2 separate regions of the Homo sapiens genome follow, and region 1 is linked to region 2. Evidence: chromatin loops called from intact Hi-C (ENCODE). Cell type or tissue: ovary. All regions are shown on one strand.

What was found. Hi-C counts contacts between places; a loop is a spot of excess contacts. Peaks named below come from ENCODE experiments on the same cell type or tissue, not always from the same donor. Only the 100,000 strongest peaks of a DNase experiment are listed, where the experiment ranks them.
Region 1: a loop joins it to region 2, with 5 times the contacts of the local background. A loop is called at or near these places in 52 of 110 quality-filtered maps.

Annotation. Positions count from the first base shown.
Region 1 is chr16:52,189,570-52,194,569 of GRCh38, forward strand. No RefSeq gene overlaps it. Among named protein-coding and RNA genes, the nearest start is that of CASC22, 66 kb to the right of the region's middle. In ovary, a CTCF peak has its summit at 2,142 (motif pointing right); a DNase peak (open chromatin) is centred at 2,160.
Region 2 is chr16:53,020,392-53,025,391 of GRCh38, forward strand. No RefSeq gene overlaps it. Among named protein-coding and RNA genes, the nearest start is that of CHD9NB, 30 kb to the right of the region's middle. In ovary, no CTCF peak of the experiment used is centred here; a DNase peak (open chromatin) is centred at 2,225.

The DNA of each region.
Region 1 (5,000 bases), 830 kb before region 2:
AAATGCAAGTTCACAGGCAGCTCCCTCGACCAACATGGAGGTGGGGCACAGCAATAGGTATTTTAACAAATCCTTCAAGTGATTCAGTGCACACAAAGGAGACAAAAGATTGGCTCACTTAACTGAAAAGTTCATGGCTAGATATATGAGGCTGCAAATATGACTGTATCCAGGAACTCAAACAGTGTCATTAGGACCATCACATCAAGTTTGTTTTTTTCTTCTAGTGTGGTCTCACTCTTAGATAACTTATCTCTTCGTGACGGAAAGATATCAACAGCTCCATGCTTATGTCCCATCTTTTTTATTTACACCATGATATGGTTTGAATCTGTGTCCCCACCAAATCTCATGTCGAATTGTAATCCCCAGTGTTGGAGGTAGAGCCTGGAGGGAGGTGATAAGATCATGGAGGTGTCTCTGATGAATGGCTTAGCACCATCCTTTTGGTATTGTTCTTATGATGGTGAATGAGTTCTCACAAGATCTGGTTATTTAAAAAGCATGTAGCACCTCCCCCATCAGTGTTTCTCTCACTCCTGCCCCCACCATGTGAGACGCCTGCTTCCCCTTCTCTTCCACCGTGATTGTAACTTTCCTGAGGCCTCACCACAAGCCAAGCAGATGCCAGCACCATACTTCTTGTACAGCCTGTGGAACTGTGAGCCAGTTCAACCTTTTTTCTTTATAAATTACCCAGTCTCAGGTATTTCTTTATAGCAATACAAGAAATGACTAAGAAACCCCAGAATAAACACAGTGCTTTGCCCCAAGATCTTCCATAAACACCCCCAAATGGAGTCTCTCAACCTCCCTGATTGGTCCAGTCCAGGTTTTGTGCCCTTCCCTGAACTTATCACGCTGCCAGAGGTTGTCACACTCTGAGTGGCCAGTTATGGTTTACCTGTCAGAGGTGGCATGAACTCTAAAGCCATAAGGACAGAGGGTAAGAAGGACTGATTGCCCCTAAAAAGTCCAATGTGAATGCAAGAAGGCAGGGGAATGGATGCTAAAGAGATTTAGTCCTTGGTCTTCTAATAAATTCCAGATTAAGGTACAAGTAGCTTCCCTAAATACAAACACACACACACACACACACACACACACACTTACATTAGTGTTTCTCTGGATACTGAAAAAGAACCCTCACCTTTAATCTAACTCTTCCTCATGCTCTCTCTTGCTTCTTGGTTAATGCAAAGAGTGGAAGATCAATTCTTACTAAATGCAATCCAGAACTGATAGCAAAAGAACTGAAAGAGAGAATTCCTTAGCAAAGCCCATGTCCCTAAATAAAGAGGGTTCCTAAGGTTGATGATGGGGAGGAGCCTACAAAAGATTCCTTCAGGAGCATCAGGCACAGCTCTGCACAGATGGGGGGCAGGTGGCCATCTTTGACTCTGCTGCAATTCAGTGTGACAATCCCCCTCAGTAGAGCCTTTTATTTCCCTGTAGTTCACAGAGGAATTTATTTTGCAGAGGAATAAAGAACTCGTGTACATGATTTGGCTTTCATCTTCAAACCAAGACTAAAACTTTGAGCTGTCATAGTTGTGCCATCTCAGCAGCCCAAATTCAGTGTTTTACAAAAGAGAGAGAAGAAAGAAAACTTTATCCATTCCCTGAGCTGTCACCTCTACCCAGATCAAGGCAATGTTTTCCTATTTTAGAACAAATGAAAATGCTCCATGAGTAATCTCATTTTGACTGAGGAATTACTATCAAGAGCAAACGTCTTGTCAAATGCCTCTTATACGGCTATTTGCAATCTCACTTGTTCTTTTGTGCCCACCCTCTACATTTGGATCAGCCCAAACCCAGGAGACATGTTGAATTCTTCCCTGCATTTCCAGTGCTGGGCACAGAATCTGGCACAGGGTCTTTGCTGAATATATGTATGTTGCACTGAATTAGGTGGAAAGGGTGTCCTGTTTCCCATAATTTTTCTTTTCTACTATTAGATAGCTTCATTGCAGCATACGCTCCACTGTTTTATGGTTTCTATGAGACAATATTTGTTCCCTCATCATTAGACAGGCTATTTGACAAGATGGGCCACTTTAAGGGATATACCTTATGCCGCCTTTCGCTCTTCTACAATTCAGCTCCATAAGGATGACCTTCAGACATTTTTACACCCAATTCCCCCGCAGCACCACTAGAGGGCAGCAGAGAACACAATGATGGCAAGATGGCCATTTTGTCCAGTCTTTGTCTTCAGCTCTCCTAGTCCCTCAATTTTCCCAGCTTTCATCCTTTTGTTAACTTTGGCTTTATGGGTGCAAGTTTCAGTACAGAAAAGCCTGATTTGCTTTAGAGCAAAGAAAACCATACCTTTTTTCTTCCTGCCTTTTCATGTGGTTTCTTAGAGAAATAATTTCATCAACGAGCCAAAACACTCAAAGTTTACAAAATGCACCTGTTTTGTTTTGTTTTTAAATATGGCCTCTCCTTTAGAAAAGAAAAAAAGAAAATAAAATCTTATCTACTACATTAGGCGAGAGTTTCCCTTCTGAGCGCCTTTTCTATAAGATCTTTAACTGAGCTCTGCTATCAGTCTCTTCAGCCTCCATTCTTCTTGTGATCCAAAATCCAGCCTGGAAAAAAGCTCTCATTGGCAGGATAATTAAAGTAGATGAACAAGTCCTTCAGTCCCAGTTAATCCCAGTAAGCCTAATTCAGCTTCTATAGATGGAAGGATAAAAGTGTTCTCCCATCAGGGTCATTCATAGTTGGACTGCAGCCTACACCAAGAAATCACTCCCCAGATAATCACAAGGTCATGGCGACCAAGTTTATACATAAGTAAGATTGAATTTGGTCTAGGTTTGATCCAACTGCACAGATCAAGGAATCACTGCCAAAAAGAAAAGAAAAAAAAAAGATTACTTAGAGCTAAATTTCAGGACAAACCAACACCTTGACTCCTTGCTTTCATGCAAAATTTCTCTTCAAGTTCCAGGAACACACCCCCAATTTGGCATGCAAATCAAAAGAGCCTTTTAAAATAACAATTTAGCAATAACTATTAAGATGAAATTTTCTGTTTCTAGAATGTATGCTACATGAATATACATATGTATGTGCATGTATAGCAGACAATTGGAAACAAACTAAATCTCTATCAGTAGATTATTTCAATATATTTTGATATACCCACACTCTGATATACCACACAGCTAAAAAAAGAAAAAGATTGCGATGTATCTGTCTTCAGTGAAAGAGAAGGATGGCTGAAAATTATTAATAGCAATGTACTAAAAATGTTAAGTACATATTTTTCATTTAAAAAACTATATGTCTATGTATGTAAATGAATGCAAATACAGATTTGTATTTCAAAATCTGGAAGGATTTACATAAACCTGGTTTAGGGGAGCATCATAGATAAGAGAGGAGTAAAAAGGTAGAAATTTAATTATATTCTGGTATCACTTACACAATTTTGTTAAATCTAAAATGTTGCTTACATAACTGGGCTCACATTAGCCAATGTTATGTTTGGTCACTTGCGATTCTTTATTCACTGAAACTCTAGTTGTTTCAGGTACTACCTAGCATTTGGTCTCCATATCCCAAGGACAAAGCAAAAATTTTAAGTTTTCTCTCTTGAAAGATTTTTGGAAACTAATATAACCCTGCTAGCATGAACAGACACAGCGTATATGAAAATTGAAATCACATCATTTTCAAACTGAAAGTAAACAAATGCCCTCTTACCATTAGCTGTGCCCAGAGACATCCACAAAATTAGAGTCTCAAAGCTGGGAAGGGAGCTCAGAGTTTTTCCCAATGCCCCATCACTCACAAATAAAGAAAGGGAGGCTCAGTGAGGTCATGTGGCACCCCCAGTTTATAAAAAGTCCAGCCCAGTTCTCAGAGTTTATTGGCCACATCATGAAATGGTCACATCCTTTATCACTGAAAACCAGAAGAATATTTTTGAGAGTGAAAGGTGGCACTGTTCATGATCACTGTGGGACAACAGTTAGGACTGTAAGTTAGGACTGTCCTGGGGCAACTGAACACACAGGCACTGTGCCAACCTCCTTCAACCACACTGAATTCCAAAAGAGCCGATATATGGACTTTGCACCCCACCCTTCCCAATGTGAAACCCTTATGAGAGGCCTTCTCCTACAGCAGTCATCGAAAGTATGGTTGTTTCTCTTTATTCTATTTTATTTCATTTGTTTATTTATTTTATTTTATTATTATTTTTAAGATGGAGTCCCTCTCTGTTGCCCAGGCTGGAGAGCAGTGGCACCATCTTGGCTCACTGCAACCTCTGGCTCCCAGGTTTAAGTGATTCTCCTGCTTCAGCCTCCCAAGTAGCTGAGATTACAGGCACCAACCACCACACCTGGCTAATTTTTGTATTTTTAGGAGAGAGGGGGTTTCACCATGTTGGCCACGGGGGTCTTGAACTCCTAACCTCAACTGATCCACCTGCCTCAGCCTTCCAAAATGCTGGAATTACAGGCATAAGCCATCCTGCCTGTCCCCTCTTTATTCTAGTTAAATATTCATTAACAATCATCTTCCTGGATCCCCAGAAGAAAGAAACTATTTAACAAATAATTTTATTAGTCCTGGGAGGAATAAAACCAAAACAGGACTACTGTTTTTCTCCAATGTTCTCTCAGTTAATCTCAGAGTCCTTGCAAAATGACACAGGCATCTGGGTCTGGTATTCCCAGCTCCTTAATAGAGTTTACCAGATTTAGGGAAGTGAAAATGTGAAACACTCAGTTAAACTGGACTTTCAAATTCAAATGCAATTTTTGAGACATACTTACACTAAAAGAAATTATTGCAAGTTTATCTGAAAGTCCAGCTTAAGTGGATATCCAACATTTTGCCTGGCAACCTTGTCACTGAACTCACATCTACCTCGCTTTTCAGAAGGTCCAAAACTTGCCGATGATTGGCTGGGCTTTTAGACCTGCAGATTGATGCTGGAGGAGGGAACATACAGAATAACTATGTAAAGTGCTTCC
Region 2 (5,000 bases):
TGCCCTGAACTTGGACCTCAGCCTACCACTGATATAATAAATGTCCGATCTCAGGTGTGTACACCCCTTCTATCATTTATATGACTTATGTCCTGCTCATGACTTCAGTCCTGCCCAGGGTCATTGGCCTCAGGAAGTAAATCTTTTTCTGTAGGTTCCTGAGTATGGGCCCCTGACACAACTGAGTGCTTTAATACAGGCTAGTTTCTGCCAAGAATAATGACCAGAGAATAGATGGATGCGCAGGAGTCATGGCCTCAGCTCTGCAAATTGTTTCTCTTTGTCCATCCTAGATAATAAAAATACCACCTTGGCCAGGCACGGTGGCTCACGCCTGTAATCCCAGCACTTTGGGAGGCCTAGTGGGTGGATGACCTGGGATCAGGAGTTGGAGACCAGCCTGACCGACATGGTAAAACTCCGTCTCTACTAAAATAAATAAATAAATAAATAAATAAATAAATAAATAAATAAAAAATTAGCCGGGCATAGTGGTAGGCACCTGTAATCCCAGCTACTCGGGAGGCTGAGGCAGGAGAATTGCTTGAACCCAGAAGGCGGAGGTTGCAATGAGTCAAGATTGCACCACTGCACTCCAGCCTGGACAACAAAAGCAAAACTCCATCTCAAATAAATAAATAAATAAATAAGATAAAAATAAAAGTACCATAATGTACAGAGCTCCTTAACTCAGCATGTACAATGAAATCACTTATAGAACATTTTGAATGCCACCAACCCTCAAATCAGATTTTCCAGAAATAGGGACTAGGGCATCTATATGTTTTTCTGCTTTGTTTTGTTTTGTTTTTTTGAGACAGAGTCTGGCTCTGTCACCCAGGCTGCAGTGCAGTGGGGCAATCTTGGCTCAATGCAACCTCCACCACCCGGGTTCAAGTGATTCTCCTGCCTCAGCCTCCTGAGTAGCTGGGACTACAGGCGCACACCACCATGTCTGGCTAATTTTTGTATTTTCAGTAGAGATGGGGTTTCACCATGTTGGTCAGGCTGGTCTTGAAGTCCTGACCTCAAGTGATCCACCTGCCTTGGCCTCTCAAAGTGCTAGGATTACAGGCATGAGCCACTGCACCCAGCTGGCATCTATATTTTTAAAACACCACAGTGGTGCCGATATGTAAGTAAGATCGAGAGCCACTGACACAACAGCCCTCTACAACTTGCAAAAAGCTTTCACCCTATTCCCAAAGGGTTAAGTACTAATTGCCCCATTGCGCAGATATGAAAACAGAGGTTCAGAGGTTAGTGACTTGCCCAAGGACAAACAGTTTGCAAGTGAACTTATCTAGAATCAAACAGGAATGTCGGCCTCAAAGTCCTTTAATCCAGAATGAATGGAGGCTGATGTATACTCCGTGGCCAAAAAGAATGATGATTAAAAGCAGTTTAGCCTGTGGTTCCTTAACTGGGTTGCTAATGAGCTGGTGGTGCTTTTAATTTATTTTCAAGTATTTTGAAGAATAATCCAGAACCTGTCATCCTTCTGAGGTGGTTCCTTTCACAAAGTTGTGGTTAGTGTTGTGTGTGGCCTTGCTACCTTGTCCACACTGCTGATTATAGCAGGCAGGATATAGGACAGACCAATGACCTTTAAAAAGGCCACTTACAACCAGATAGATGGTGGGTGGTTTCTTGATCACTCCCTCATCACTACGAATCAGCAGCTCACGATAAACCTTTAGTAAGGCCTCTAGGGGTGGCAACTGGGGAAGGGCAGCAGAAGTGAAGGGGCAGTAGCTGGAAGTCAGAAACAGAGGGAGAGCCATTGGAAAGAAGCACACAGCAGGAGTCATACGTCCAACCGCATCACCAGATTAGGGATAGCGGAAGCTCACCGTAAGGGGTGACAAGGTTGTCAGGTCACTATTGCTGCTTTGAATCCCAAACTCATTTTAGAGACATAGCTTGTGCAATTTTTTGGACAACTTTCCGTCTCCTTCACATCCCTAGGTATTCCTAAAATTAACTTCCCATATCATCCTCCTTGCTCCTGAAAAGTCCAGTTAAGGAGTGGCCATAACAAGGCATCCCCCCTCTTGCTGAACACCTCAAGGGAGAATTCTTTGGCCTCTGTTCAAAGAAAGGTATCTGGGTGGCTTTGGAGCTTCCCAGAATTCTCTGTACCTCTGAGAAACCACAGGGCATCCACCATTGTCCAGGACCACTGCCTGGTGGAGCGGCTCTGCATTCCTTTGCCTATGTTGCCCTCTAGTGCTCACTCCCTATAGTTATCTTTACATACTATTTCCCTTTTGATGCTAAGTTTAGGAATCCAAAATCTGGAACAAAAACTTCTTATAAGTTTATCCAGCCTGGGCGCGGTGGCCCACGCCTGAAATCCCAGCACTTTGGGAAGCTGAGGCGGGTGGATCACCTGAGGTCAGGAGTTCGAGACCAGCCTGGCCAACATGGCAAAACCCCGTCTCTACTAAAAATAAAAAAAATAGCTGGGTGTGGTGATGTGTGCCTATAATCCCAGCTACTCAGTAGTCTGAGGCAGGAGAATCACTTCAACCTGGCAGGCAAAGGTTGCAGTGAGCCGAGATGCGCCACTGCGCTCCAGCATGTGTAAAAAAGCAAAATTCCATCTCAGGAAAAAAAAAAAAAAGGAGTATCCATTACTTCATGGAAATTCATCTAGCAGTACCTATATGATATATTCGCTTTTCTGTATGTATCTTAAAAGCATTTTAAAATCTCTCCATGCATTCATCTGTCAAATATTTACTAAGTGAGTGCCTACCATCGGACAGAAAGCCTCCCTTTTAGGTAATAGAAAATACAGTTCCTGCCCTCATGGAGACCTAGCAGGGGAGACTGACAGTAGATCTCATAAACAGATGTGAAATGACAATTGTGACCATGCCGCAAAGGAGAGGTTCATGGGACGCCTGTTAGGGAGATCCGGGGGGGCTTCTCTGGAGAAGTGAGAATGGACTAAAATATGAAGGACCAGAGTTAGGATGTTAGAAAAAAAAGAGGGGCCAGGGAGAGCAGCAAGTGCAAGAACACCCCTGTGTCAAAAAAGGAGTAGGATGCATTTGAAGACGTGAAAGCAAGCCGCTTTAGCTGGAATGTGAAAAGTAGGGGTTTGGGGCACCATGGGAGGACAGGCTGGAGGGACAGCTGAGGGACAGCCTTTACGTGGCCTGGTTGACCACATCAGAATTTTGGTCTTTAAAAGGGTACTCCCTTTGCAAACCCCCACCTTTGTGTGGCAGATGGAAAATTGAAAGTACCTATGATTGGATGCAAAAAGCATGGGAGTGTAACTGTGTAACTTCACTTCAGCCTCTGATTGCAGGCAAAGTCTTCATTTGCATAGAAGTGTAACTTTTGTAACTTCAGCCTCCAATTGGCTGCTTTCCACAAGCAATCATACTGATCGTGGGCCACCATTTCATTTACCTGAGGCGAGCACCAAGTGGCCAGTGGGAAGCCTCTAGTGGGTATTTGGACCAGAGAAGACTCTGTATTGGGGCCTTTGAGCCACTGCTCCAGCCAGCTCCCAAACTGTGGAGCGTACTTTCATTTCAATAAACCCTTGCTTCCCTTAAAAAAAAAAAAAGGAATTTCGGTCTTTATTAAAACGAAGAGTGCTTGATTGTCTTATTTTGTTGAAGAAGAAGGTAGGTGATCAGATTTGGGTTTTGGAAAGATCCCGCTAGTTTTGCGTAGAAGATGGATTGAAGCGGGACCGCAGCTTTACAGTAGATGAGGTCAAAGGTCATTATTCTTGCAGTCCTGGTGAAAGATGATAGTGACTTGGGCTCAGTGATAGCAGCAGAAGTGGAAAAAAGGAGATAGAGTCAAGATAGAGGATAATGGGGCTTGGTGGTGGATTGCATGTGGGAGGATGGAGAAGGACAGGGGTGTGTCAAGGATGATTCAGAATTCTGGTTTCAGTAACAGGATAGTGGTATCATTTCCTTTTTTGTTGCATTTTTTGTTTGTTTGGGGGTTGTTTTGTTTTGTTTTGAGACATGATCTTGCTCTGTCACCCAGGCTGGAGTGTAGTGGTGCAAGCACAGGTCACTGCAGTCTCAACATTCTGGACTCAAGCGATCCTCCTGCCTCAGCCTCCTGAGTAGCTGGGACTACAGGCATGTGCCACCACGCCCAGCTAATTCGTTTTTAATTTTTTGTAGAGATGGGGGTCTCACTGCGTTGCCCAGGCTGGCCTCAAACTCCTGGCCTCCAGCAATCCTCTCACTTCAGCCTCCCAAAGTCCTGGGATTACAGACATGAGCCACCATACTTGCCCTTTGTTTCCTATGATAGGGAACATTGGCAGAGAAACAGATTTCGGCGGATGGGGGATGAGAAAAGCATGAGTTTGGTGTTGGAAAAAGTAAGATTAATGTGCCTTTAGGACATTCAAATGGCTACATCGGTCAATTAATATAGTCAGTAAATTCTTACTCAGCCCTTCATATGTGTCAGGCACTACTCTGGGCTTTATCTCCCATAGAGTTTACATTGAGGCTCATCCCTTCACCTCTCTGCTTAGAGCCCTGCCTGCCTGTCCTAGCCAGATAAAAATCCATTGAGTATTCAATAAGCTTTTTCTTGGAGCTGGCTACATATGAGACATTGAGCTCAGTGTTCTACTTGATTAGGTGATTCTATACTTTTTTTGTTTTTCTTTTCTTTTTGTTTTAAGATTCACGGTAGGCTGGGCCAGTGGTTCACCACTGTAATCCCAGCACTTTGGGAGGCCAAGGCCAAGGTGGAAGGATCACTTGAGGTCAGGAGTTTGAGACCAGCCTGGCCAACATGGTGAAACCCCATATCTACTAAAAACACAAAAATTAGGCCAGGCAAGGTGACACATGCCTATAATCCCAGCTTCTTGGGAGGCCAAGGTACCAGAATTGCTTGAACCCTGGAGGCAGAGGTTACAGTGAGCTGAGATTGTGCCACCGCACTACAGCCTGGATGATAGAGCAAGACTCTGTCTCAAAAAAAAAAAAAAAAAGATT